2 separate regions of the Homo sapiens genome follow, and region 1 is linked to region 2. The links are chromatin loops, found by intact Hi-C in ENCODE. Cell type or tissue: heart left ventricle. All regions are shown on one strand. Links, peaks and the distances in the headings refer to the core of each region. The heading gives the core; the rest is flanking DNA.

The links. A loop is a pair of places that touch in the nucleus more often than their neighbours do. Peaks named below come from ENCODE experiments on the same cell type or tissue, not always from the same donor. Only the 100,000 strongest peaks of a DNase experiment are listed, where the experiment ranks them.
Region 1: it touches region 2 in a loop (8-fold over the local background); 1 of 110 quality-filtered maps calls a loop at or near these places.

Annotation. Positions count from the first base shown.
Region 1 is chr7:66,744,400-66,752,229 of GRCh38, forward strand. The region is part of intron 1 of RABGEF1 (RAB guanine nucleotide exchange factor 1); the gene reads left to right. Among named protein-coding and RNA genes, the nearest start is that of RABGEF1, 7.6 kb to the left of the region's middle. RefSeq lists an enhancer at 6,303-6,362. In heart left ventricle, for the core only: no CTCF peak of the experiment used is centred there; a DNase peak (open chromatin) is centred at 4,602; H3K27ac peaks cover 919 bases.
Region 2 is chr7:66,077,603-66,085,432 of GRCh38, forward strand. ASL (argininosuccinate lyase) reads left to right here. Exons shown (of 17, transcript NM_000048.4): 3 at 4,201-4,395; 4 at 4,766-4,849; 5 at 5,278-5,334; 6 at 5,475-5,572. Among named protein-coding and RNA genes, the nearest start is that of ASL, 5.7 kb to the left of the region's middle. In heart left ventricle, for the core only: no CTCF peak of the experiment used is centred there; no DNase peak of the experiment used is centred there.

The sequences.
Region 1 (7,830 bases), core at 2,523-6,522, 670 kb after region 2:
GGCTCACGCCTGTAATCCCAGTACTTTGGGAGGCTGAGGCAGGCGGATCACGAGGTCAGGAGATCAAGACCATCCTGGCTAACACGGTGAAACCCTGTCTCTACTAAAAATACAAAAAATTAGCTGGGCATGGTGGCAGGCGCCTGTAGTCCCAGCTACTCGGGAGGCTGAGGCAGGAGAATGGCGTGAACCTGGGAGGTGGAACTTGCAGTGAGCCGAGATGGCGCCACTGCACTCCAGCCTGGGCGACAGAGCCAGACTCCGTCTCAAAAAAAAAAAAAAAAAAAAGATGCTTGACGTGAATGTATACTCATTTCCTAGTTGTTTCTTTCTATAAGGATGTCTGACCTGGCTAATTTGTAAACAGGAATTCTGCATTCATTTCTCTCTTTGCTTTCTCAACCCCAATTGAGCACACAAGTGTTTAATGAGTACTTAACTGATTTGATAAGAATAACTCATTGATTTCTTTGATTTTTTGTTGCTGGTTTTCAGTGAAAAAAATGTTATCAGCCGCACACGGTGGCTCACGCCTGTAATCCCAGCACTTTGGGAAGCTGAGGCGGGTGGATCATGAGGTCACGAGATCCAGACCATCCTGGCTAACATGGTAAAACCCCATCTCTAATAAAAATACAAAAAATTAGCCGGGCATGGTTGCAGGCGCCTGTAGTCTCAGTTACTCAGGAGGCTGAGGCAGGAGAATGGCGTGAACCCGGGAGGCGGAGCTTGCAGTGAGCCGAGATTGTGCCACTGCACTCCAGCCTGAGCGACAGAGCGAGACTCCATCTCAAAAAAAAAAAAAATGATATCAGTACTTACTCATTGTGATGTCTACATATAGAACTAAAATTCTGTTTACTTATGTGAGTCTTTGGCTAGAGACATAGAATTTCAGTCTTGACTGTGTGAGCTTAATTTCTGGCATGTGGGTTTTTATTGGCTGCAGAGGAAACATCTCTAGCAGAGATGACCTATCCCTCAAATGTAGGAAATACCTGTGTAAACCTAACACCTGTGACTCAGAATAGAAATGGTACCAAGTGAGTGGCTTCTTAGCCCATCAGTAAAGTTATCACACCATAGGCTGGGTGCGGTGGCTCACACCTGTAATCCCAACACTTTGGGAGGCTGAGGTGGGCAGATCACTTAAGGCCAGGAGTTTGAGACCAGCCTGGATCAAGATGGCAAAACTCCGTCTCTACTAAAATGCAAAAAACTTAGCCAGGCATGGTGATGTGCGCCTGTGATCTCAGCTACTCGGGAGTCTGAGGCACAAGAATCTCTTGATCCCGGGAGGCGGAAATTGCAATGAGCCGAGATTGTGCCACTGCACTCCAGCTTGGGCAACAGAGTGAGACTCTATCTCAAAAAAAAAAAAAAAAAAGTGATCACACTAAAACCAAGAGTTTCAGGCTGGTGCAGTGGCTCATGCCTATAATACCAGTGCTTTGGGAGGCCAAAGTGGGAGAATCGCTTGAGCCTAGGAGTTCCAGGCTGCAGTGAGCTGTGATCAAGCCACTGCACTACAGCCTGAGTGACAGAGTGATACCCTGTCTCTATAAAAAGAAGTTTCATAGTACAGGCCAAACATCTTGAAAATCTTATTAAATGTACACTTCTTTCATAGAGCACTGTAGAAACATCATGTGTGTTGTTTCACATGGCTGAAGTGAGTTTAAATGATCTGGACTATTGTTACAATATGTAAACATGTGAAATAACAGTTATCCCACTTAATATTATTTAACTTATGTTTATCTCTTTGATGTTTGGATAAAGCTCCTAAAATGCTTTAGGAAAACATTATACTTTTATGGTGCTGTTTTGAAGTTTCCTGTGAAATTCCTGTTTTCAATGAAGTTACTGTCAGTGGGATAGGAAGTGTGATTTTTTTTTTTTACTTTTCTTTTTTTCTTTTTGAGACGGAGTCTTGCTCTGTTGCCCAGGCTGGAGTGCAGTGGCGCGATCTTGGCTCACTGCAACCTCTGCTTCCTGGGTTCAAGGATTCTTCTGCCTCAGCCTCCCGAGTAGTTAACCACCATACCCAGCTAATTTTTTTTGTATTTTTAGTAGAGACGGGGTTTCACCATATTGGCCAGGCTGATCTCGAACTCCTGACCTCGTGATCCACCCGCCTCGGCCTCCCAAAGTGCTGCGATTACAGGCGTGAGCCACCGTGCCCGGCAGGAAGTGCAATTTTTATTTATAATATAACCTTTTTTTTTTTTTTTTTTTTTTGAGAACAGAGTCTTGCTCTGTCACCCAGGCTGGAGTGTGGTGGCACGATCTCTACTCACTGCAACTTCCACCTCCCCGGTTCAAGCGATTCTTGTGCCTCAGCCACCTGAGTAGCTGGGAATATGGGCTCCTGCCACCACGTCCGGCTAATTTTTTTTTTTGCTGGAGTGAGACTGAGTTTCAGCCTTGTTGCCCAGGCTGGAGTGCAATAGTGCGATCTTGGCTTACTACAACCTCTGCCTCCTGGGTTCAAGTGATTCTCCTGCCTCAGCTTCCCAAGTAGCTGGTGTTAACAGGCACGCGCCACCATGCTGAGCTAATTTTTTTATTTTTAGTAGAGACGGGGTTTCACCATGTTGGCCAGGCTGGTCTCGAATTTCTGACCTCAGGTGATCCACCTGCCTTGGCCTCCCAAAGTGCTGGGATTACAGGTGTGAGCTACCGTGCCCGGCCCTAGTGGAACATTTTAATTTGTTTCTGGTAGCATAGCTCTCTTGGCAATGGTCATTAAGAGGGCCAAATACCATTATTATGATCAATTAATTAAATGTGGTTAAAAGTCAGAAGTTAGAATAAGTATGTGTTCATGAATGCGTAAAATATTACACACTGAGAGAGTATTAAGCTTTTTAATTTTCCCCCAGTAACAGTGAGCAGATTGCTGAAATCTCTGAAGCAGGAATGTAACAAGAGTTTTGAGGGCTCTAAATTCTCTGCTGTTTCACCCTAAGGAATGGTTTGGCAGCATCCTCTATGCTAGGCACAGAACAACTCAGGAGGAATTGTACAAAGACCTTATGAACCACATTTGAAGCTAGTCTGTTCAGTTCCCATTCAAAATAAATACACAACTGTAATTGAATTTATGGTGATTTGGTCTGTATGCTAAAATTAAAAATCGCTTTTGGGGGATTTTCACATAGGGGTATATTTATAATTTTCTGTGTGCTTTGCAGTTAAAAATACATAGTGAAAGTTTTATTTTTGTAGTTCCTCTGTTGTACAGAGGAAATTTAAATTCTTAAAATTAGAATTTTCTAATTTTAAGCACTTTCATTTTTCCTTTAGAAGGTACTTTGGAGCACATAAAAGAAAATGCCATTAGAAATTGAACATAGAAAATGTTTATTAATCGAAGAAAATGTTTTCTTATTGTGCTATAATTTTTTTCAGTGGAACATATCATTTACTTATTCCATTATTCCACATCTTGTTCCAGAAAGGGTTTGTAATGACTTACAAAGATACGTGCGACATACTGTTGGTAACATAACAGATAAGTGGGTGAGGAATGCAGGACTGAGGGAAAATTAAGATGGAAACAGGAATGAGCTGTGTACACAGAGCACTTGGACTGAAGTCTTAAGTGCAGAGGGCCACAAATTTGGCTTTGCTTTTGAGTAGCCAATTAAGAGAGAAATATAATCAGTTACATGGGTCAGTGACCATACGACAAAAGAGATCATTTCTGCTTTGGATTCCCAAAGACTTTCCAGCATGCGTTTCAAAGGGCTGGGTGTCGAGTTTTACTTTGTGTGTTAGTAAAACTCCTTATTGGCTTTTTGTGTAAGACGGTGACATAACATCAAAACATTCCGTAAAAGCATTTCTCTTGCCTGCAAAATAATGTGATCCGAGTACTTAGATCTCTAGGCTGATTTAAGGATCTGTTTTAGATTATCTAGATGAGTAGGTGGATTGCACATTCTTCACCTACCTTCCATACTTTCTCAGTGGATCTTTTGTAATGAATTTATCAGCAGTGGGGTTTGAGTTTGTGCTTCCTCACAAGTTCCTTGAATGCATCTGTTTTCTGTTGTTGGTGAATCACGGAACCATATGTTTTAACAGGCATGGTTTATCGTGGGGGTATCACGATGGAACAGTCTGACAAGGGCACATATTTGTTTGTTTGTTTTTTGAGGAAAATCACTTTATTCTAATTAACTCAACAAAGAATAAAATCATAACGGCTAGTTCAAGGGTGCCACACAAACATCTACCCAGCCATCTTAATGAAATTCTACACAGTAAGAATTTCCTTTTCCATTGCAGTCCTGAAGCAGGGACGCTATGAGAGAGGAGAGGTTTACCTGATGATTACACTTTATACCTTCACTATCAATTGTATTTTTGTGCTAAATCACTTGGTTATGAGAGCTGATTTTCCATTTCTCCAATTCGAACTTTCTGATTAGACCAATCTGTTTGCAAGTCTGCACTGTTTCAGCACCTTATTGAAACCCTCACAGAGTTTTCTGTCACCCTGGTTCTGGGCACTCTCCAAAAACTGTTTTATGTCATAAGAGCAAGGCCGCTGCTGCTTTGCTGGCTGGGTTCCCTGAGGCTCTTGGTAGGTGATATCAGGCCTTCAGGCTCACCGTGACTTCCTCCACTGAAGCCCTGGTGGTGGCATGACCCAGTGTATGTCTGACAGGGGCACATATTTGAATGAAAGCCACCTCACCTCCATACAGAGATGGGCTGAGGGAATACCAAATATGAAGATGGGAGCAGATCCAGATCTACTCGTCTCAGATGAAATGTCCAGTAAGTTGTATTGCCTGTATTTTGCTCCAGCTGAACAGTTGCACTTTCAAGTAATAATAGTTCAAATTTATCAAATGCTAGCAGGAGCCATGCATTGTGTTAATGGAGAGAGACCATCCTTATTCACTCTTACTCAGTAAACAGTGGGTGAAACTGCCCTTGCCTAAATATAGTTATGTAATGCTGTGTTTCCTTAATTGTATATCCATAAAGCTTTTGACATTGTTTTCTAAATGTGTTCCTCAAAAAGGAGTTGGGCTAGTGACCAAAGTTTTGAATAGAATATTGTAAGAAAGCAAATACAAAGTGTAAAAACAAAAAACAGAACTTTGCGAGGTGTTGTTCACCTGTAGTCCCAACTACTTGGGAGGCTGAGGCAGGAGGATTGCCGGAGGTCAGGTATTAGAGGCTGCAGTGCACTATGATTGTGTCTGTAAATAGCCACTACACTCTAGCCTGGGCAACAAAGCAAGACTCCATCTCTAAAAACAAACAAACAGGCCAGGCACGGTGGCTCACACCTGTAATCTCAGCACTTTGGGAGGCCAAGGCGGGCGGATCACGAGGTCAGGAGATAGAGACCATCCTGGCTAACACAGTTAAACCCCGTCTCTACTAAAAATATTTTAAAAAATTAGCTGGGTGTGATGGTGGGCGCCTGTAGTCCCAGCTACTCGGGAGGCTGAAGCAGGAGAATCGCTGGAACCTGGGAGGCGGAGCTTGCAGTGAGCCGAGATCGCACCACTGCACTCCAGCGTGGGCGACAGAGCGAGACTCCATCTCAAAAACAAACAAACAAAACTACAGAATAATGAAATAGAATGTCCAAAATTTATCATAACTGGTGTCTCACGAGATAATACGTTTGGGTCCTGTTTAGCAAGTTGGATTATATTTTTATTTGTGTAAATTTATTGGCCGTTGCAGTTGGGGTTGTATTGAGAATGTAGATTTTGTCTGATGAGAGTGTAGATTTTATTTGTAGTGAGTGCATGTGGATTTTTATTTGTCTAGGGTTTTAAAAGTTGTATAGTCATGAATGGACACTTTTTAATACCATCTATGAGAAATTCAATGGCAAAGTGTTTTCATACCCATATGCTAACTGCTGATGCTTTTTATAAAACATTGTTAAGGTGTTACTTGCCCCAGGAAATACAATGTTTTATGACAGAGACAGTACTGAAATTCAGTATTTAAGTTCTTTAAATACCAGCTATGTTGAGTAGATATTACTTTCTCCCAAGAGCCTATTTTTGGTTTATGACATATTAGGGAACAAATTGCAGACACAGTTTTTTCATTACCTGTAAGAGCACTTATAGGATGTAAGCTATTTCCTTAAAGAGGAATTTTTGCCTTTTTAATACTTCTGTCTAGTAACTCAATGCATTAAAAGATACATATTTTTCTAGTGCTATAAATATATTGGTACATTTAAATATAATATACACACATATAATGGTGCTTGAGAAATAAGTTGAGATTATTTTAAGGTTAAGGTTCTTAGATTCTGACAGAAAAACTGATCAGCCAGTTGGACTACAGGTCCAACCAGTTCCAGCCCCAAACATGAGCAATAGTGATTATGGTAGTGATTCTGCCATTTACGTCAGTGAAATGCAAAGATTTCAGTTTCATTCTTCAGCAGACGCTTTATGTGTATTTGGAGAAGAATCTGAGTACTAGAAAATACTCTTCTCCTGTGTTTGTTCTGCTGTTAAATACACGGTTTGAATTCTTAATTTTAGAAATACTTTTCAGATCTAGAATTTCAGTTTGACACAAATTCCAATTCACAGTTGAAATTCTTAATCTTTTTATGTTTTCCCTCTTTTTTTCTTTTTTTTTTTTTTGAGACGGAGTCTCTCACATTGTCGCCTAGGCGGGAGTGCAGTGGTGTGATCTTGGCTCACTGCAACCTCCACCTCCCAGGTTCAAGCAATTCTCCTGCCTCAGCCTCCTGAGTAGCTGGAATTACAGACGTGCGCCACCGCACCTGGCTAATTTTTGTATTTTTAGTAGAGACGGGGTTTCACCGTGTTAGCCAGGCTGGTCTCGATCTCCTGACCTCAGGTGATCCGCCTGCCTCGGCCTCCCAAAGTGTTGGCATTACAGGCGTGAGCCACCGTACCTGGCCTTCCCTCTTTTTTTCTGTTTTTAAAAACATACCATTAAATAAGTCTTTCTGGTAAAATCAAGTATAAATCATCTGAGCATCTGTTTCTATTATCTGCGTTTCCTGTTGGTTTTTAGTTATCTGAATGTGAGACATCGTGAATACAGTAAGGGTCTGGATGATGCTATTTTTCAGAGAAGAAATCACTCTTCCTTTTGCTAGGCAGGTAGAGTGGGGCTGATCACCTAATACTGCTAGAGACTGAGCTGAGGGTTGAGGTTGTGTTGCAGGTTGGATAAGGCCGCATTTTGCTCTGATTTGCCCTTACTCCTAGCAGGTACCCACCTAAGACTTTCAGCTGATAGTCTGGGAGTTTATAGGAGTCCCTCCCCGACAGAGGTTTTATACTGTCATATTTGTCTCTTGAGAACAATGAGATTGCTGAAAATTTCACTCTTGATTTTCAGAGGCTTTTAGTTTTGTTTTGAAGCCTTCCCTGTGTGGCTATAGAATTTGGATTGTGTCTTCAGGGGAAAACCAGCCTCCTCCCCGGATCTTTGACTCCTATTTCACTGGGCCCTTGAGTCCCAAAAGTCAAAATCTTAGGCTGGGCACATTGGCTCACACCTGTAATCCCAGCACTTTGGGAAGCCAAGGTGGGAGGCTCACTTGAGCCCAGGACTTCAAGACCAGCCTGGGCAACAAAGACCCCATCTATATAAACAAACCAAAAAAAACCCGCAAAAAACTAGCCAGGTGTTGTGGCTTGAACTCAGCTACTCAGGAGGCTGAGGCTCAAGATTGCTTGAGGCCAGACGTTTGAGGCTACAGTGAGCCATGATTGTGCCACTGCATTCCAGCCTGAGTGACAGACTCTGTCCCAATTAAAAAAAAAAAGTCTTGGCTGGGCGAGGTGGCTC
Region 2 (7,830 bases), core at 2,813-6,812:
CCTGTAGTCCCAGCTATTCGGGAGGCTGAGGCAGGAGAATCGCTTGAACTCGGGAGGCGGAGGTTGCAGTGAGCTGAGATCGCACCACTGCACTCCAGCCTGGGCGACAAAGCAAGACTCCACCTCAAAAAAAGAAAAAAAACCCACAAGTCCCAAAACCAAAACTGGTATTTCCCATGTACATTCGACCTTAACTGTTGCTCATTCAACCCAGCCCAACTCAGTGCCCCATCCCCTGGCCCTGAAGAGACCATTCTGGCCCAGATGTGTCCTGGCTTGGAGTAGCACCTTCTGCTACCACACTAGGCCTCCACTCTCCTCAGTGCCCAAGGGGAGGCACCTCACTCTGATCTCCCTGTGGGGTCCTCTTATGCCTGCCAGTAAGGATAGGAGTTTGGTTCTAGAGCAGAGTGGTCTGGCTTCCAACAAGCCCAGTGTTCTAGGTGACCTCAGGTTGCCCCAGGCCTTCCTGTAGGTTGGCACTAATTGGTTTGGCTGCAGCTCCACTTATTAAGTAGTTATTTTTATTACTAACAACCTAGGCAGGGTGGCCCAGGAGCCCGCTGGGGGAGGCGGTGCCAGGCTCCTGGCTGAGGGGCAGGCTGGCCCCAATTCTGACTGGCTGGCTCCAGTGATCAGGACCAGGGCCCCACGTGGTGCTTTGCTGGAGATCTAGGCTTGGTGGGGCAGCTGTGGGGTAAGGGGCAGGACCAGCTCAAAGATGGGGTGGGGGCGGAGGCTGCCTCTGCAGGGCAGAGTCCTTTGGCAGTCGGGACTGTTGGGCATAGAGGAGTCAGCTCACAGCTCAGGGCCAGAGCACTGGAGAGGTCTCTGGGGTGCATACAGGAACCAGGAGTGGAGCTGAAGCATGTCCTATCCCCTGCCAGCCCTCCCTTAGTAACAGCTGGCATTTCTCGAGTCCTTCCTGAGCACCAGGCACCGTGTTATGTATGCAATTTGCAAATATTATCTGATTAAATGCTCACAATAAGGCTATCAGAGAGGTACTATTATTATCCTTATCTTATTATTATTATTATTATTATTTTTAAGAAGGAGTCTTGCTCTGTCGCCCAAGCTGGAGTACAATGGCGCCATCTCTGCTCACCGCAACCTCTACCTCCAGGATTCAAGTGATTCTCCTGCTTCAGACTCCCAAGTGGCTGGGACTACAGCTTCCTGCCACCGCGCCTGGCTAATGTTTATATTTTTAGTACAGATGAGGTTTCACCATGTTGGCCAGGCTGATCTCGAACTCCTGACCTCAAGCGATCCACCTGCCTGGGCCTCCCAACCCTGAGGGTTTTTGTTTTTGTTTTTGTTTTGAGACAGAGTCTTGCTCTGTCGCCCAGGCTGGAGTGCAGTGGCACGATCTCAGCTCACTGCAAGCTCCGCCTCCCGGGTTCACGCCATTCTCCTGCCTCAGCCTCCCAAGTAGCTGGGACTACAGGCGCCCAACACCCCCATGCCTGGCTAATTTTTTTGTGTGTGTTTTCAGTAGAGACGGAGTTTCACCATGTTAGCCAGGATGGTCTCCATCTCCTGACCTCGTGATCTGCCCACCTCAGCCTCCCAAAGTGCTAGGATTATAGGTGTGAGCCACCACGCCCAGCCCCTGAGGTTTAATAATAGGTGCCAGGCCAGGTGGTTAATAGAAGTCTGGGGCATTGTAGGGGGACAGAGGAGGATATATGTCCCCATTGGCCATTGTAGACTCCCTTCCACAAAAAGGACGTCAGTGAAGTGACATGCCCACCTCTACCCCACCCTCCTCCCAGTCCTGGGCACTAGGGCTGCTCCCCAGGTGTTCTGTACCCCCTCCCCACTCTGTCCCATGCCCTGGCCTCTGCCCTCTTTCAAAACATAGATGTGGCTGGCGCCTAGGCTCATGCCTATAATCTCAGCACTTTGGGAAGCTGAGGCTGGAGGACAGCTTGAGCCCAGGAATTCAAGACCAGCCTGGGCAACATAGTGAGACCCTGTCTCTACCAATTATTTTATTTTATTTTATTTTGTTCATTTATTTATTTATTTTGAGACAGAGTTTTGCTCTGTCACCTAGGCTGGAGTGCAGTGGCGTGATCTTGGCTCACTGCAACCTCCGCCTCCCGGGTTCAAGCGATTCTCCTGCCTCAGCCTCCTAAGTAGCTGGAACTACAGGCGAGTGCCACCACGCCTGGCTAATTTTTGTATTTTTAGTAGAGACCAGGTTTCACCATGTTGACCAGGATGGTCTCTGTCTCCTGACCTCATGATCCACCCACCTTAGCCTTCCAAAATGCTGGGATTACAGGCATGAGCCACCACTCCCAGTCCTATAAAATTTTAAAAAAATGTCTGGGTGTGGTGGCGCATGCTTGTAGTCCCAACTATTGGGGAGGCTGAGGCAAGAGGATTGGTTGAGACCAGGAGTTTGAGGCTGCAGTGAGCTATGATGGTGCCACCGCACTCCAACCTGGGTAACAAAGTGAGACCCTGTGTCTAAAAAAGAATTTAAAGGCCGGGTGTGGTGGCTCACACCCGTAATCCCAGGACTTTGGGAGGCCGAGGTGGGCAGATCACGAGGTCAGATTAAGACCATCCTGGCTAACAAGGTGAAACCACGTCTCTACTGAAAAAAAAAAATACAAAAAATTAGCCAGGCATGGTGGTGGGCACCTGTAGTCCCAGCTACTCAGGAGGCTGAGGCAGGAGAATGGCGTGAATCTGGGAGGTGGAGCTTGCAGTGAGCCAAGATCCTGCCACTGCACTCCAGCCTGGGTGACAAAGAGAGACTCCATCTCAAAAAAAAAAAAAAAAAAAAAGAATTAAAAAAGATTTTTTTAATGAACAAAACAGGCTCGGCACAGTGGCTCATGCCTGTAATCCCAAGCACTTCGGGATGCCAAGGTCAGGGGATCACCTGAGATCAGGAGTTCGAGACCAGCCTGACCAACATGGTGAAACCCCGTCTCTACTAAAAATATAAAACTCAGCCAGGTGTGGTGGCACACGCCTGAAATTCCAGCTACTCGGGAGGCTGAGGCAGGAAAATTGGCTTGAAGCCGGGAGGTGGAGGTTGCAGTGAGCCGAGATCACGCCACTGCACTCCAGCCTAGGCAACAGAGTGAGACTCTATCTCAAAGAAAACGAACAAAACATAGATGCCTACATACCATTCCTCTGCCCTTGGCTCCTGGGGAGTAAGGGATCACCCAGTGACCTCCTAGAAGGCCAGTGACAATGGGGGGTGTCAGGGTGCTTTTCAGAGCCAAGGGAGTGGTAGGAATTGGGATCTTAGTCCAGCTCCAAGCTGTGAGGGAGAGAGTTGCAGGGCACTTAAGCTTGGTGGAGACCCTCAAGGCCTCTTTGCCTGTCCCTGCAGCAAAGGTTCTGGACACCAGAGCCAAGTCCAGAAGCCCTGGTGGAACAGGGGTGAAAAGCATAGGTTCTGACTTCAGACTGCTGGGCCGCAGCCCTGGCTATCCCACCCCAGGTGAGAGCAGGCTGCTCTGTGCCTCAGTTTCCCCATCTTCATAGTGGAATTGTATTGGTGCCTACCCAGAGGGTTGTGTCAACAATTAGGATGGCACCTAGCACCTTGGTCAGTGGTGGGAAAGGTTCCAGAAGTTCTGCTGTGGTCCCAGGGGTGTCTCAGGCCCTGCCATCATCTCCTTGGAGGGGTGCCATGTGGTGGGAAAGAACCCCAACTTCAAGGCCACACACAGTGGCTCATGCCTGTAATCCTAGCACTTTCAGAGGCCAAGATGGGAGGATCACCTGAGGTCAGGAGTTCAAGACCAGCCTGGCCAACATGGTGAAACCCCATCTCTACTAATGATACAAAAATTAGCTGGGTGTGGTGGCACGTGCCTGTAATCCCAGCTACTTGGGAGTCTGAGGCAGGAGAATCTCTTGAACCTGGGAGGCAGAGTTTGCAGTGAGCTGAGATGGCACCACTGTACTCCAGCCTGGCCGACAAAGTGAGACTCTGTCTCAAAAAAAAAAAAAAAGAACCCAAACTTTTGGTGTTCAGCCATGTTCCCATGCTCACTCCCAGGGTGGTGACTCTGGGAAGGTCTCAGCCTCCTTGTCTGCCCAGTTAGAATGATCTGATGCCCCTGCTACCATCAGACTTGATAAGTTTCCCAAAGACTCTTTGCAAGAAGCACTGTTCTGGAGGGTGGAGGAGAGACTAATTGTTCTTGCTCTCCTGGCCAGAGTGGGAAGCTTTGGGGTGGCCGGTTTGTGGGTGCAGTGGACCCCATCATGGAGAAGTTCAACGCGTCCATTGCCTACGACCGGCACCTTTGGGAGGTGGATGTTCAAGGCAGCAAAGCCTACAGCAGGGGCCTGGAGAAGGCAGGGCTCCTCACCAAGGCCGAGATGGACCAGATACTCCATGGCCTAGACAAGGTACTTGCCGTGGCCCAAGCCCCACCCAAGGCCCCTTCCCTGTGGCCCCAGGCTCCCACCAAATCCCTGAGCAAACAGTGCAGTGTTGCCCATCTGTGGTTTCACATTGAACTAATTATATACTCAAGTGCTGTTTAACTGTGTGCCTTGATGACTGCCTCTCTCCATCCTTTAATGACCCCTGTGGCCCACATGGCTCATGGGTAAAGGTGTGCTGGGCCTGAGATGCCCCCTCCCAGGGTGCGCTTCCAGGACTCAGCTCCTGGGCAGGGACAGTCAGTCACCAGGGATAGGGTGGGACCAAGGCAGGGGCTCTCTTGGCTGCTGATGCCTGCTCACCTGACCCCGGCATTGCTGCTACCCACTACAGGTGGCTGAGGAGTGGGCCCAGGGCACCTTCAAACTGAACTCCAATGATGAGGACATCCACACAGCCAATGAGCGCCGCCTGAAGGTACGACCCCTGGAGCCCCACCGCTTTCCTTGCCTCCCCTCTCCACCTTGCCCAGGGCCACTTTGAGCATTAGCACCATTCTGTTTACTTCGCCATTGGCAGACAGCATGTGAGACCTCAGGACATGAGCCAGGCACCCTGGCTCATGCCTATAATCCTAGCACTTTGGGAGGCTGAGGTGGGAGGATTGCTTGAGACCAGGAGTTCGAGACCAGCCTGGGCAACATAATGAGGTCCCACAGCTACAAAAATTAAAAAAAGAAAAGAAAAAAAGAACAGGCCTCAGCAGAAATGGCGAGAGATTTGGGGAGGACCCGGAGCCCTGGGGTATGGAGGTAGGTTGGCAGGGCTGATGAGGAAAACTGCCCTGCCTGGGTTGACTCCTCTGGGGGTATAGACCGTGACCCTGGGTCTCCCTTCACCTCCAGGAGCTCATTGGTGCAACGGCAGGGAAGCTGCACACGGGACGGAGCCGGAATGACCAGGTGCTTTAGCCCCTCCACCCCCTGCTCCGTGTTGTCCCAACCTTGAGGAGCCCAGGGGGCAGTTAGAGTTCTGCAGCGGTCCTGGCTCCTCAGGGAAGCAACACATCGGCCTCCCTGAGCACCATCTCCTCCTTGCACAGGTGGTCACAGACCTCAGGCTGTGGATGCGGCAGACCTGCTCCACGCTCTCGGGCCTCCTCTGGGAGCTCATTAGGACCATGGTGGATCGGGCAGAGGCGTGAGTCCTACAGGGACACCCAGGGGGCAGACAGAGGTGTGATGGAAGCCTGAACAGGAGACCTAGGGGGCAGGGGTGAACAGCGTGGGGGTGCCAGGCCCTGGGGGACAGGGGCATCCCAGAACTCCAGGATCGAGGCAGAGCAGCCAGGAGTGGGCCATTTCCTGCAGGCCCCAATACTCCCATGCCAGTCTAGCTCAGCAGGCAGAGAAGACTAACCCTTCGTGGGGCTGGGTGCGGTGGCTCACGCCTGTAATCTCAGCACTTTGGGAGGCCGAGGTGGGTGGATCACCTGAGGTCAGGAGTTCGAGACCAGCCTGGCCAACATGGGAAAACTCTGTCTCTACTAAAAATACAAAAATTAGGCAATGTGGTGGTGTGCGCCTGTAATCCCAGCTACTCGGGAGCCTGAGGCAGAAGAACTGCTTGAACCCGGGAGGAGGAGGTTGCAATGAGCCGAGATCGCGCCATTGCACTCCAGCCTGGGCTACAGAGCGAGACTCCTGTCTCAAAAAAAAAGAAAAAAAAAAAAGAAAACTCACCATTTGCAGATTTGAAGGCAGGAAGCTAAGCCAAGCACAGCTAGCTTGGCTGTGCCTGGAGCAGCCAGAGTCACTCCCCACACTGCCTGTCCCCCAGATCCCCCATCCTAAGCTTCGCCTCCCCATCCAGCCCATCTGGCAAAAGACAGAGCCAAAGGCTGCCTCCTGCTGGCCTCATTTCAGGCTTTGGCTTCTGGGACCTGGTGTCTTTGGGACTGGATTTGTTCCTTGCAGACCTGGACGAAGAGCTGCTGAGAAGTCTCCATGTGTTGTCAGAGACCCCTCCTCTTCCTCAACTCCCTGTGACCCCTGTTGTGCAGACTTGGGGGAAAACAAGGGCACAAGAATTGTCACCCAGCAGGTGGTGTGGGGCTGCTAGGAGGAACAGGGAGTGTCTGCTACTGAGTTCAGGGTTTCTTTAATTTTTTGTTGTTGTTGTTTGTTGTTGTTTTTTTTTTTTTGAGACAGGGTTTTGCTCTGTCACCTAGTCTGGAGTGTAGTGGCGCTATCTGAGCTAACTGCAAACTCTGCCTCCTGGGTTCAAGTGATTCTAGTGCCTCAGCCTCCCAAGTAGCTGAGATTACAGGTGTGCACCACCATGTCCAGCTAATTTTTGTATTTTTTTCAGTAGAGATGGGTTTTGCCATGTTGACCAGGCTGGTCTTGAACTCCTGAGCTCAGGTGATCTGCCCGCGTCGGCCTGCCAAAGTGCTAGGATTACACCCATAAGCCACTGCGCTCAGCTTAATTTTTAAATTTTTAACTTTTTAAATTGTCTTTAGAGATGAGATCCTGCTCTGTCACCTAGGCTGGAGTGCAATGGCTTGGTAATAGCTCACTGCAGTCTCAAACTCCTGGACTCAAATGATCCTCCCACCTCAGCTTTCTGAGTAGCTAGGACCACAGGTGTGCACCACCTGTGAGACAGAGTCTTGCTCTGTTGCCCAGGCTGGAGTGCAGTGGCGTGATCTCCACTCACTGCAACCTCTGCCTCCCAGGTTCACGCCATTCTCCTGCCTCAGCCTCCCGAGTAGCTGGGAGTACAGGTGCCCACCACCACGCCCGGCTAATTTTTTGTATTTTTAGTAGAGACGGGGTTTCACCATGTTAGCCAGGATGGTCTCAATCTCCCGACCTCATGATCCACCCACCTCGGACTCTCAAAGTGCTGGGATTACAGGTGTGAGCCACCGTGCCCAGCCGCGAATTCTTTAAATTTTTTGTAGAAACAGGGTCTCACTATGTGGCTCAGGCTGGTCTCAAACTCCCGGCCTTAAGTGATCCTTCCCTCTTGGCCTCCCAAAGTGCTGGGATTAAAGACTTGAGCCACCGTGCCTGGCCTTGAGTACAGAATTTCTTCATGGGGTGATGAAAATGTTCTAAAATTGGTTGTGGTGATGGTTGTACAGTAAAGTGTAAACTTTAAATGAGTAAATTGTGAATGATATCTCAGTAAAGCTGGTTTATTTAAAACAACAGGCCAGGTGCTGTGGCTCACGCCTGTAATCCCAGCACTTTGGAAGGCTGAGGCGGGTGAATCACCTGAGGTCAAGAGTTCGAGACCAGCCTGGCCAACATGGTGAAACCCCATCTCTACTAAAAATACACAAAATTAGCTGGGTGTGATGGTGGGCACCTGTAGTCCCAGCTACTTGGGAGGCAGGAGAATCTCTTGGACCTGGGAGGTGGAGGTTGTAGTGAGCCGAGATCACGCCA